2 separate regions of the Homo sapiens genome follow, and region 2 is linked to region 1. Evidence: read pairs that join two places in POLR2A ChIA-PET (ENCODE). Cell type or tissue: GM12878. All regions are shown on one strand. Each heading gives the region's core, and the rest is flanking DNA. Links, peaks and the distances in the headings are about the cores only. Region 1 overlaps USP46 (ubiquitin specific peptidase 46). Region 2 overlaps SCFD2 (sec1 family domain containing 2).

The links. Peaks named below come from ENCODE experiments on the same cell type or tissue, not always from the same donor. Only the 100,000 strongest peaks of a DNase experiment are listed, where the experiment ranks them.
Region 2: POLR2A ChIA-PET joins it to region 1 with 8 read pairs; 2 of 35 experiments call an interaction of 5 or more read pairs at or near these places.

What each region holds. Positions count from the first base shown.
Region 1 is chr4:52,638,996-52,644,384 of GRCh38, forward strand. The region is part of intron 1 of USP46 (ubiquitin specific peptidase 46); the gene reads right to left. Among named protein-coding and RNA genes, the nearest start is that of USP46, 18 kb to the right of the region's middle. RefSeq lists a silencer at 611-841 and enhancers at 2,949-3,018, 3,029-3,218. In GM12878, for the core only: no CTCF peak of the experiment used is centred there; DNase peaks (open chromatin) are centred at 3,106 and 4,939; H3K4me3 peaks cover 2,338 bases; H3K27ac peaks cover 3,586 bases.
Region 2 is chr4:53,311,810-53,317,198 of GRCh38, forward strand. SCFD2 (sec1 family domain containing 2) reads right to left here. Exons shown (of 9, transcript NM_152540.4): 3 at 1,827-1,954. Among named protein-coding and RNA genes, the nearest start is that of SCFD2, 52 kb to the right of the region's middle. In GM12878, for the core only: no CTCF peak of the experiment used is centred there; no DNase peak of the experiment used is centred there.

The DNA of each region.
Region 1 (5,389 bases), core at 209-5,208:
AACCAAACTCCTACTTCACATGCTAGCATTTTTCATTGGTAACGTGAATCTTTGTGCATCCTTAACAGACTTAGGGCTTAAATATGTTAAATGTAAATGTTTGCATAATAAAAGAACACAGACATGATGGGGAATGTTTCATGAGATCATGATGATAATTGCTTAAAGATAAATTAAGCAGTAGCATCAAAGTTTTAAATGACCATATCCTTCAACCCTGCAATTTGACTTTTTTTATTCTACTATATTTTCACAGAAGTGGAAAAAGAGATAAAGGCTGTAAAAAGACCCAAATAATGTAAGTGTGGATTAAACAAGATGAAAATTTATTTTTCTCTCATGTAAGTATGCAAGAGGATGCAGCGTGGGCCTGATACAGCTGCTCTGCAGTGTTGAGGACTCGGGGTCCTTTTATCTTGTTGCACTGTCATCCTCAAGAGCCAGTTTCCATCTTTGGAACCAATATGGCTACTCTAGCTCCTACCACCAAATGCCTTCTGCCAGGGGGAAGCAGAAAAAAAAATGGGAAAGGACTGATCCTCCTCTAGGATGCTCCTGGAAGCTGCACACATTACTTTTGCTCACAATCCTGCTAGCTAGAATCTAATCTAGTCATATGGCCACACCTAGCTGCAAGGGAGTTTGGCAAAGGTGGTCTTTACCTGGGCAGCCACGACCAGGTAAAATGTCTCTAGAAATGAAAAGTGAATTTTTTTTTTCAGACAGGTTCTCACTCTGTCGCCCAGGCTGGAGTGCAGTGGTGCTAACAGGGTTCACTGCAGCGTCAACCTTTCAGGCTCAAGTGATCCTCCCACCTCAGCCCCATGAGTAGCTGGTACTACAGGCATATGCTACCATGCCTGGGTTTTTTTTTTTTTTTTTTTTTTTGGTAGAGTCAGGGTCTTGCCATGTTGTCCAGGCTGGTCTCGAAATTCCTGGGCTCAAACAATCCTTTCCCCTTGACCTCCTAAAGTGCTGGGATTACTGGTGTGAGCCATTGTGCCTGGCTGAAAAATGGATACTGAGGGGACAATCAGTAGTCATATCCCTGCAGCAAGCTTTCTAACAGGAAAAAAAAAATGGGAGTAACTTGAATTGGGTAAATAATTATAGTAATTCATATGATGGAATACCATGTAGCTAATTTAAAAAGTAAAGTTACCCTACAGGTACTGCTATGAAAATTTGCCTAAGATACAATGATAAGTAAAAACATGTTACAGAGTAATAACGTGTTGCATAGGACAATACTGTAAATGTGGTTCATTCCATCAACAGACACTGAGCCCTGCGACGTGCCTGGCTCTATTCTACATCTGAGGGACACAAGGTGAACAAGACCAGGCCACTGTATTCAACATCTACATTTAATGGAAATTTTTGAAAGAAGACTTGAGAGATTATAACAGTGGTCTTCAGCATCAGGGAGTAGGCCTAGAAGAAGAGGAGGTCAAGAAGTGGCTTTTCTTATTATCTTCTTAACTCTTCAAATTTTTACTATGAGCAATTATTATTTTTTATTAAAATTTTAGGCCAGGCTTATGGCTGTAATCCTAGCAGTTTGGGAGGCCAAGGTGAGCGGATCACTTGAGGTTGGGAGTTCGAGACCAGCCTGACCAACATGGAGAAACTCTGTCTCTACTTAAAAAAAAAATACAAAATTAGCCAGGCATGGTGGCACATGCCTGTAGTCCCAGCTACTCAGGAGACTGAGGCAGGGGAATTGCCTGAACCTGGGAGACAGAGGTTGCAATGAGCCAAGATCACGCCACGGCACTCCAGCCTAAGCAATAAGAGCAAAACTCCATCTCAAAAAAAAAAAAAAAAATTAACAAATTTTTAAAAATATAATGAAAGTTTAGTAAACAAATGTCCTGCAAACCAGTTGCCTAAGGCCCTCGGCAAATACCTCAGAGCTGTATTTGGCCATTTTTTTTTTTTTACCACTATGAAATGCCTTTGATTTCAGTCACTTTACCTCTCTGTGGCCTTAACTTCCTGGCTGAGAGGCTGGGCTGTTGATATCCAGCCTGACTATTCCTCAGGGCAGCAGAGAGAATGAAGCAAAACTGGGAATGTTATCAGCACTGTATAAATTGTAAAGTATGTTACAAACCCAAGAGATTGCACTTCTATTGCTAGCACCCTGCACAAGACACAAAAGGCAATGAGGGGAACTGAAAAATAATTGTTATATGACCAGATGGTGAACAAAGTACCGATCTTGGGGGGTAAATCACAGGGTCGGGAAGCATAAGAAACATAGGGTTCTTATTTCCATCAGTAAAAAACGTAGTAACCTTTGAAAAACAGTGCAGCCAACTTTATTAAAAATAGCATCTGAGCTGGGACAAGTTCCAACAAGACTATAATGTTAGCTCCTCAAAGCACCTCTGAAAGCAATTCTATGACTGCCAAGGGGTGCTACCAAAACACAAACAACAATAACAAAATCCCAGGAAGGATGATTCATAAATGCATAAGACGGATAAAGAAAGAAATGTTTTGAAGCAATTTACAAGGAAAACAAGTTAGAATTTCTTCCTTGGTCGAGGGGTAAAGGATGAAGACGGCCTTGCCCAGAAGGAGGAAATAATCAAAACAATGGCATTAAAAGGTCTGGAAAAACCAATGAGAACACTGTCAAAATATGGAAGAGCCTAAAACAAAAACACAGGGACCAGGAAGCATCCTTGGAGAAGAGCCAGACCATGCCACAGATTAAAAAACGAAGGCCCAGAGAAGTAAACTTACTTGCCCAAGATCTTTCTAAGGCACCTCATTTATCTGCATCCTAGGACATGCAGCCTTTCTTTCAAGTTTGTACAAGGAAGGGACACAAGAAAGGCCAAAGATAACATGTAAGGATTTCTAAGTACATAGAGAATAAGTCATTAATTATAGACCATAAATTAAAGTGGATGACAGAAGAGGTGAACATTGCTGCTAAACCCACATTTGTAGATCTATCGTTCAAAAGGCTACTCTACTTATCAACTATACTTTCAAAGTACAAAGCACATAAAGGACCTATTTTCAAAAGGACTAGTGTCCCCAGAATTCTGATGACAAAGATCATTCCTATAGTCTTATGAAGAAAGTGAAGCAAAAATGAAGTGACTCAGCCCAAGATCTCAGGATGAGTCAGAAGACACCTGACAGAATTCAAGGGTGATTACAGAGGAATTATGGCTACCGATGCCTCTGATGTAATTAATAATAATAGAGAACTCATAAATAGCATAGACTGTGTACAGTTACTGTTCTAGGGATTTTACTTGTATTTCATTCATTTTCATCTTCATAATAACTCTATGAGGCAGACACTGCTACTGGCCTTATTTTAAAGATAAGAAAACTGAGAGGGCAGGGAACTATTCAAGTTCACACAGCTACTAAGTACTGGAATTGGGTTTGAACTTGAACAATCTGGCTCCAGTGTGTGTGCCCCTAACTACTACATAATATTGACTCTCAGGGAGGCAGAGTCTCCTTGGAACCACAGAACTGAAAGAACTGAAGAAACCGAAGAGGTCACAAAGTTGTTGGGAGAACCCCCTTCCTTCTGAAGCACCCCTTGAAATTTTCTAGAATGAGAACACACAAGTCCTTTTCCATGGAATCTCTACAGAGTACTGGCAACTTGTTTAGAGAAAACATAAAATTGAGGTTGGGAGTCAGAGGAGACATGAGATGTAGTTAAGAGGAAAGCAGATTTTTTTTCAAAATCACTTCAAAGACTGTGGACCTTTTATCTAGCCAAAGAATAAAAACAAATAATGTCAACTTTTAAAATGCTAAAAGAGAAAACCGTACCAAAAAGCAAATTTGAGTTCTAGAGAGTAAACCATTCTACACCTAATAATGAAATAATGTGCAATCTTTACTAAATACTTGGATAGATACTGACAATAATATAACAAAAACAATGGAAAAGGGAGAGAAAGAAAGTGCATATGCAGAACAAAATGTGTTAATATATTAATGTAGCTTATCTCTTGGTAACATAGCTTATCTCTTGGATTATTGCAGGGAGAGGGTAGGGGAGGAGAAAACTGGCGATGAATTAAATAGAGGAACGAAATTATTTATTTTAATCCAAAGAAAGCTGCAGAATATCTGTTATGCCTTTAAAAGATACGAACCCACAGACCAGCCTGGAGCACCCTCCATCTCCTCCTCTGGCTGCCTCTCCTCATCATTTGGTTTCAATGTCACTTCTTCAAAGCTACCTTCCCTGACCCTTCCCACTCATAGAATCCTGTCTGTTCCTCCACAGCCCTTAGCACAATCTGTAACATCATAATTGTAATTATTTAACAACTGTCTTCCCACTAGACCACAGGTCTGCAAATTACAGCCTATGGGCAGAATATGACCCACCAATTGTTGTCATAAATAAAGTTTTACTGCAACACAGCCATGATCATTCATTTACTTATGGCAACTACTTTCACAATATTAACAGCAGAATTGCGTAGCTGTGATAGAGACACTACGGCCCACAAAGTCTAAAGCATTTACTGTCCAGACATTTACAGAAAAGCTTACCAACCCCTGTACTATGCCATAAGCTTTATAAGGGCAGCAATTAGGTCTGATTCATTTGCCAGCACCTAGTAGAATGTCTGGTTGTATAGAAGGCACTTGATAAATTTGCTCACTGAATAAACTTGGGAAGCAGGGGAAAAGTTAGCAGTAGGTGCCACTCATTCAGAGAACTTCACATCTACATATTCATTTAATCTTGCCTGCCACCCCAAGGCAGATTACTCTTAATATCCCCATTCTACACATGAAAAAAATGTAGGGAACCTGCCCAAGCTCACTCAGCCAATAAGAGCAGATCTGGGATTCAAACCTATGTAAATTCGGTTCCTGAGTCTGAGCTCTGGACCACAAGCCAGGAGAGGAGATATTTTCATTCACATTTTCAGTAATTCTTTAGCTACAGATGTAAGGCTTGGGCAGCCAGCCAGGAACTGTCTCTGAGTATGTCCACTTTGGCTGCTGGCTGTCACACATTACCTAACCACCGGGCACTTACCCAGAGTGGCTACGAATGCCTGACCTGTTTAGTTAGCAACATATCACCACGGAGCCCCTGTCCCACTGAGCAATACTGAATGTGACTCTCTCTGCCAAATAAATCACTGATGGGGACTCATTATCCCCATGTCATAGCTGAAGGAAATGAGGTTAACTAACTTGCCAAGGTCAAGTGTTAGCATGAGGCAGAGGTAAGTGGTGAACCTATGATCTTAACACCATTATTCCACAACCCTGGCTCCTGTTTCAACAGCCCACTCCTCTCCAGGCTTCAACAGGGAAAGCAATCATGAACAAGAAGGCAGTCAAGGGGCATTTTCATCCCACAGCATGACAACAT
Region 2 (5,389 bases), core at 322-5,321, 670 kb after region 1:
ATTTTTAGTAGAGACAGGGTTTCACCATATTGGCCAGGAGGGTCTCAGTCTCTTGATCTCGTGATCCGCCTGCCTCGGCCTCCCAAAGTGCTAGGATTATAGTCGAGAGCCACTGCGTCCGGCCGATTCACAATATTAATTAGTTCTTGTTTCAACATACTTAAGAATAAGACACTCAATGAGGTAAATACACTTGTTACTAATGTGTACCTAGGGCTATGGAAAGGAAAGGAGAGAAGGGGATGGGAGATGGAGGGACAGAAGGAAGGAAGAAAGGAGGAAGAAAGGAAAGACAATTAATAGTCAAGTGCCAGGATATCTCAGTGCAGCAAATTTGAGACCCACTCTAAGGGTGAGGGACCAGGCTAGGGCATGTCTGTCTGCTAAATTGTTTTTAGTATGACAGTTCATTTATTAATTCAAAACTAGTAAAAGAGCTCTCACCCTTCAAAACCACTTCCGGCATTGGCTGTACAAATTAGGATGATTTTATAAATAAAGTGCATATTACGTGGCATCAAAATTCTTGGATTTGAATTCCAGTCCTACCACTTATCAGATATATGGCCTTGGGCAACTTATTTTTCTGTTTCAGTTTCCCTACCTGCAAAATGGGATACTAATAGTACCTGTTTCATAGAATTACTCTAAGAATGAAATAAGATAACACATATAAACAGTCCAAAGACCTAGCATACTGTAAGTTCTCAATAATGGTTAGTTATTTCACTTTTCTTATCATCATTATGTTCCTTGCAGCCCTCAAATATAGTTACCTAATACACTAAAAGTCATATTCTTTTCATGTTATAACCCTGTAACATTTTTCTTCCTAGATTCATCCATATTCTGCTACTTTCAAATTTTGTTCTATTTCAACTTAGTTTGATTTTTGCCCCCATGTGTAATCAAGAACTTGGCCTATGAATCTCAGCAAAGAAAAATTTTCCCATCCAATAAAATGTACTAATATTTACTGAATACCTAAGAACAGATTATAAGAGAGAAACCTTATTTTTAAAAGAGAAAAATAAAATTTTGCAAACTTCCAGAAACAAATTCTACCTATTAACCAGATTCAATATCCATATTTAAATATTTCTGTATCAATAAAATTATTTAATATTTTTTAAAACAAAAAAATTAAAAGCCAAATTTTTTTTCTAAAATCAACGCATTACTTCTGTGGTTCTCTGACTTTTTGATCAAAAGAAAAAAAGCCATTTAAAACTTAAATTCCATTGCAATCATATTCATCTAATACCAAAGACAAAGATGGATGTGAAAAAAAACAAGAAATAGAAAAATTAGGTATGTAATTCCTGGTGAAGAAGAAATAACGCTGATGTGACTTGACAATTAGGACTCTAAGGGTGAGGGACTAGGCCAGACCATGTCTGACTGCTCAATTCTTTTCTCAGTACCATTTCAGTCACTAATTCGAAAGTAATAAGAGAACTTTTACCCACCATAAGTGGGGTAATAGGGGAAGAATGGGGGAAAAAAGGGAGTAGGGTTGGAATAGAATTAAGGAGAGGTAGTCCAGACCAATTTTGACAGTTCTAAAATAGATCAATAAGAAACTAAAATAATTATTCTTTGTAAGCAAAAACTCTCCTAGAGAGTTCCCAAAGCTGAGTCTAAGAAAAGTGGTCATTGCTGAGCCCAAGGGCAGCGTGCACATATTCCTTCCCTATTCTTTCAACAGTATACAAAAGTCGTTACTACTTTGGCCTAGATTCCATGTTGGCTAGCTTGGCCCACAATTCAGAACAGGTTTAAATAAGCTTCCTCAGAGGCTGCCTGTGTCCTAGGTTTAGGCTTACCCATACTCATCTTGATTGGCAGGTTTTCTCTGCTTGCCGCTTCCACTAGATGTCTCCGAACTTCCATCACTGCCTCTTTGTGCTTAGTGTTCAGTAAAGCTTCCCATAGGGCTTTGGCTGTGGTGTCACTGCAGGAAAATCACAAAAAGAGCTTTAGAATAAATTTCTACTGGATACTGGAAAGGGTTGAAAGCAAAATACTTTTTAAAATATATTTTTGAGCATTAATGTAGTCTTTCCTACTGATAGACTCTAAGTATTAGGATTAAATAAAGAATGTCTAATTCACATAATTGGCAGAAAATATTGAGAAATTAAGGAAACAATAAAATCAAGTGAAAAAAAGGGAAGAAAAGCTGTACTGTGTGATGAGAAGTGTGGGAAAACTATGTGATAAATTTTTTCAAAGATTTTGCACTTAAATCTTTCAGAATTCAACTCAACATCACTAGAGTAATATAAATGTTATATAAGCCAAAATTAAATGCAAGTCTCAAAATGATTTATCAGTGATTATAAGCACTATATCAATTCGAGATTAAATACTTGTCCAAGAAACAAAGCAATCAGCAATGAGCATTTCATTCAAAAATTACTCAACAGACTTCCTAATTAGTAGGCTTCCTACTAAATGAAAATCAGGAATTATGCTAAGTAGCCATGGCCTGAAGTATCCCACTTTGGGCCTTAGGTTGGAAGGATGGTACTTACTAAAACCTTTACAATTAACCGTTGATAACAGCACGAAGCACTGCATTATATGCAAGGTCTCATCTGGGCTCACTTCTCCAATAGCCCTCTGTCTCACCCAACATGCTATGTCCAAATTATAAATGAGGGCAGTGTTCTTTCCGGAAGATCTCTGCCATGTAGCCAAGTATACACATTTGTAGTAACGTTTTAAAAACTGAATACAAAGAAACAAGGATGACTTCTGTCCCTTTCTAAAGACTTTTTCCTCCAATTAAAGCCCTACTCACTCTCCTACTATCCACTTAGTAATAGTTCAAAAATAAATACATTTTTAATTTAGTTTTAAAGTTACATCTATTAAGATTTTAATTTAGTTTTAAAGTTATACCTAATAAGACATATCTTCCAAATTTGAATTGGATATTGAATAATAGAATGATGTATTTTTACACTGAGTTTAATGCCTGACACATTATAATCTTTCATTGAATAGTTTTTATTATCATGTATCTTTCCATAATGAACTAATATTACTGCTCAACATACTCCACTTGTTTTAATCTGATCAAATCTGTCATCATTATAACTCTGCATCTAATATTCTTAAGTTTAATTTAAGTAAGCAGGTAAACTACATGCCAAGCCCTGTATTTGGTTGGGATACAGATTTTTAAAAAGCTTTGAATGGCATAGTTTAGAAGACAAGGCAGATACAAAAGCAAATAAATTACTAAAAAAGTGTGGTAATAAAAGCCATGGTCAATGCTTGCATAGGTGTTTATGCAAGCATAATCCTAGCTGGGAGGATAGGGACTGAAGGAATGATTTCTACTGGAAATGATGAGCAAGTACAAAGATACATAAGCTCTAAAAGCAGCCTGGGAAGAAGTTAAAACTCAATCTGGGAAGGAAAATGGCAAAAAAAAAAAAAAAAAGCCTTCAAGAAAGATATAAAATCTTGGTTACAAAACAAGAGAAAGAAGGACATTTCAGAATGCAAAAAATCCTAGGAACATGACCCTGAGGAGCACTGTTCTGTTGCATGCCAAGGTGCACGGGGAGGGGCAGTGGAAGGAGAGCATAAAAGAAGGTGCAGCCACACTCTGGGGGTTCTGCATTCCTTGCCAAGTCATGTCAACTTTGATATGTAGGTGACAGGAAGCCAAGGAGCATGTGATTGATTTCACACTTTGAGAAGAACAGCATAGCTCAGCAGTTATGAATACAGTCTTTATCATAATTCAAAAGGAGGTCTGTTTGCTATGAGGCTTTCAGAAAGTTACTTAATTTCTCTAAAGCTCTGCAGGCAATTGAAGAACCATGGAAGAATTCTGAGCATGGGAGTTACAATCCCAGTTTCCCAAACTTATGCTTCATAATTGTTCTCTAGTCTCAACAATATCTCTCCACAAAACACAGGGATTTCTCACATAAGTCTCAACGCAACCCAGAACTTTCAGAGTAGAATGTCACTACCCTCCTCTTTTCCATGAGAATATGTATCTGGCTAATTCATCTCTAAAATCACAGTAAGTTAGGTAACGTTGTGGTTGCCCCATCAGATTGGTGTAGTGGTTTATGGACTCCGCAGTCAGATAAATCTGGGTTCGAACTCCAACCATGCTCCTCCTCACCCACTCCAAATACATGGCCTCCTAGACCATTCTTCTCCCGTATTCCAAGCAGAGGAACACTCTTTCTACAAATCTCTCTCTCCCTCCAGGTATCTGCTAAAACATCACCTTATCAGAGAGGTCTCCCCTTACTGCCCTGCTTAAAAAAGTGACATTGCCTATCACAGCATCTTATGCTAGCACTCTGTTGTCTACTTACTGGGCTTTACTGTTCTACATAATTCTAATTACCAGCTGACTTATTATGTTTCCATGTTTATTTGTTGTCTGTCTCTCTCATAAAAGGTGGGGTCCTTCTATGAAGGCAGGGACTTTGTTTTACTCATTGCTAATTCTTCACTACCTAGAACAGTGCAGATCTCTGGTGGGTACACTCAGTAAATACTGAATAAATGATACTTGTTAATTGTGTAACTGTGCACATAATTAATGCTCTCTTTTTGGTATCTGTGGAGTTGGAAGTTATAATAGTGAATTCACAGGATTGTTGTAGGATTAAATAATATAATTCATTTAAAGCACTTTCCTGATTCACAATAAATGTAAGTTGTGTGGTGGTGGTTGTAGTTGTTACTAGTATTACTGTTGTTATAAGTGGTATTGTCTTATATTCATGGTCTTTAATTCACTATGTTCAGGAGTTTGTGATATATTGGATGAATTCACTTACTTAATTACACTGAGTATGCTTATTCATACAATCTTGATTAGTGCAGATGTACTAAAGTCACTTGAAGCTTGTACTATCTGGCTCTTGTCTATTAAAATATTTTAGAAGAAATACAAAGTTTCCATGATCTCTAACAGTGATACATACTCAGGTCATGTTTTCTTAAAAATTGTTTTGCTGATATAAACAATTCTGGGCCGGGCGCAGTGGCTCACACCTGTAATTCCAGCATTTTGGGAGGCCAAGGCAGGCAGATCACAAGGTCAGGAGTTTGAAACCAGCCTGACCAACATGGAGAAACCCCGCCCCTAATAAAATTCAGAAATTAACCGGGAGTGGTGGTGTGCGCCTATAATCCCAGCTACTCAGGAGGTTGAGGCAGGAGAATCGTTTGAACCCGGGAGGTAGAGGTTGCAGTGAGCCAAGATCATACCACTGCACTCCAGCCTAGGCAACAGAACGAGACTCCATGTCAAAAAAAAAAAAAAAAATTCTGAATGTCTAGATATGTGTGAGAGTTCCTAATGCCTGCTTCCTGTCCTAAACAGTTTTCTAAACACGTCATA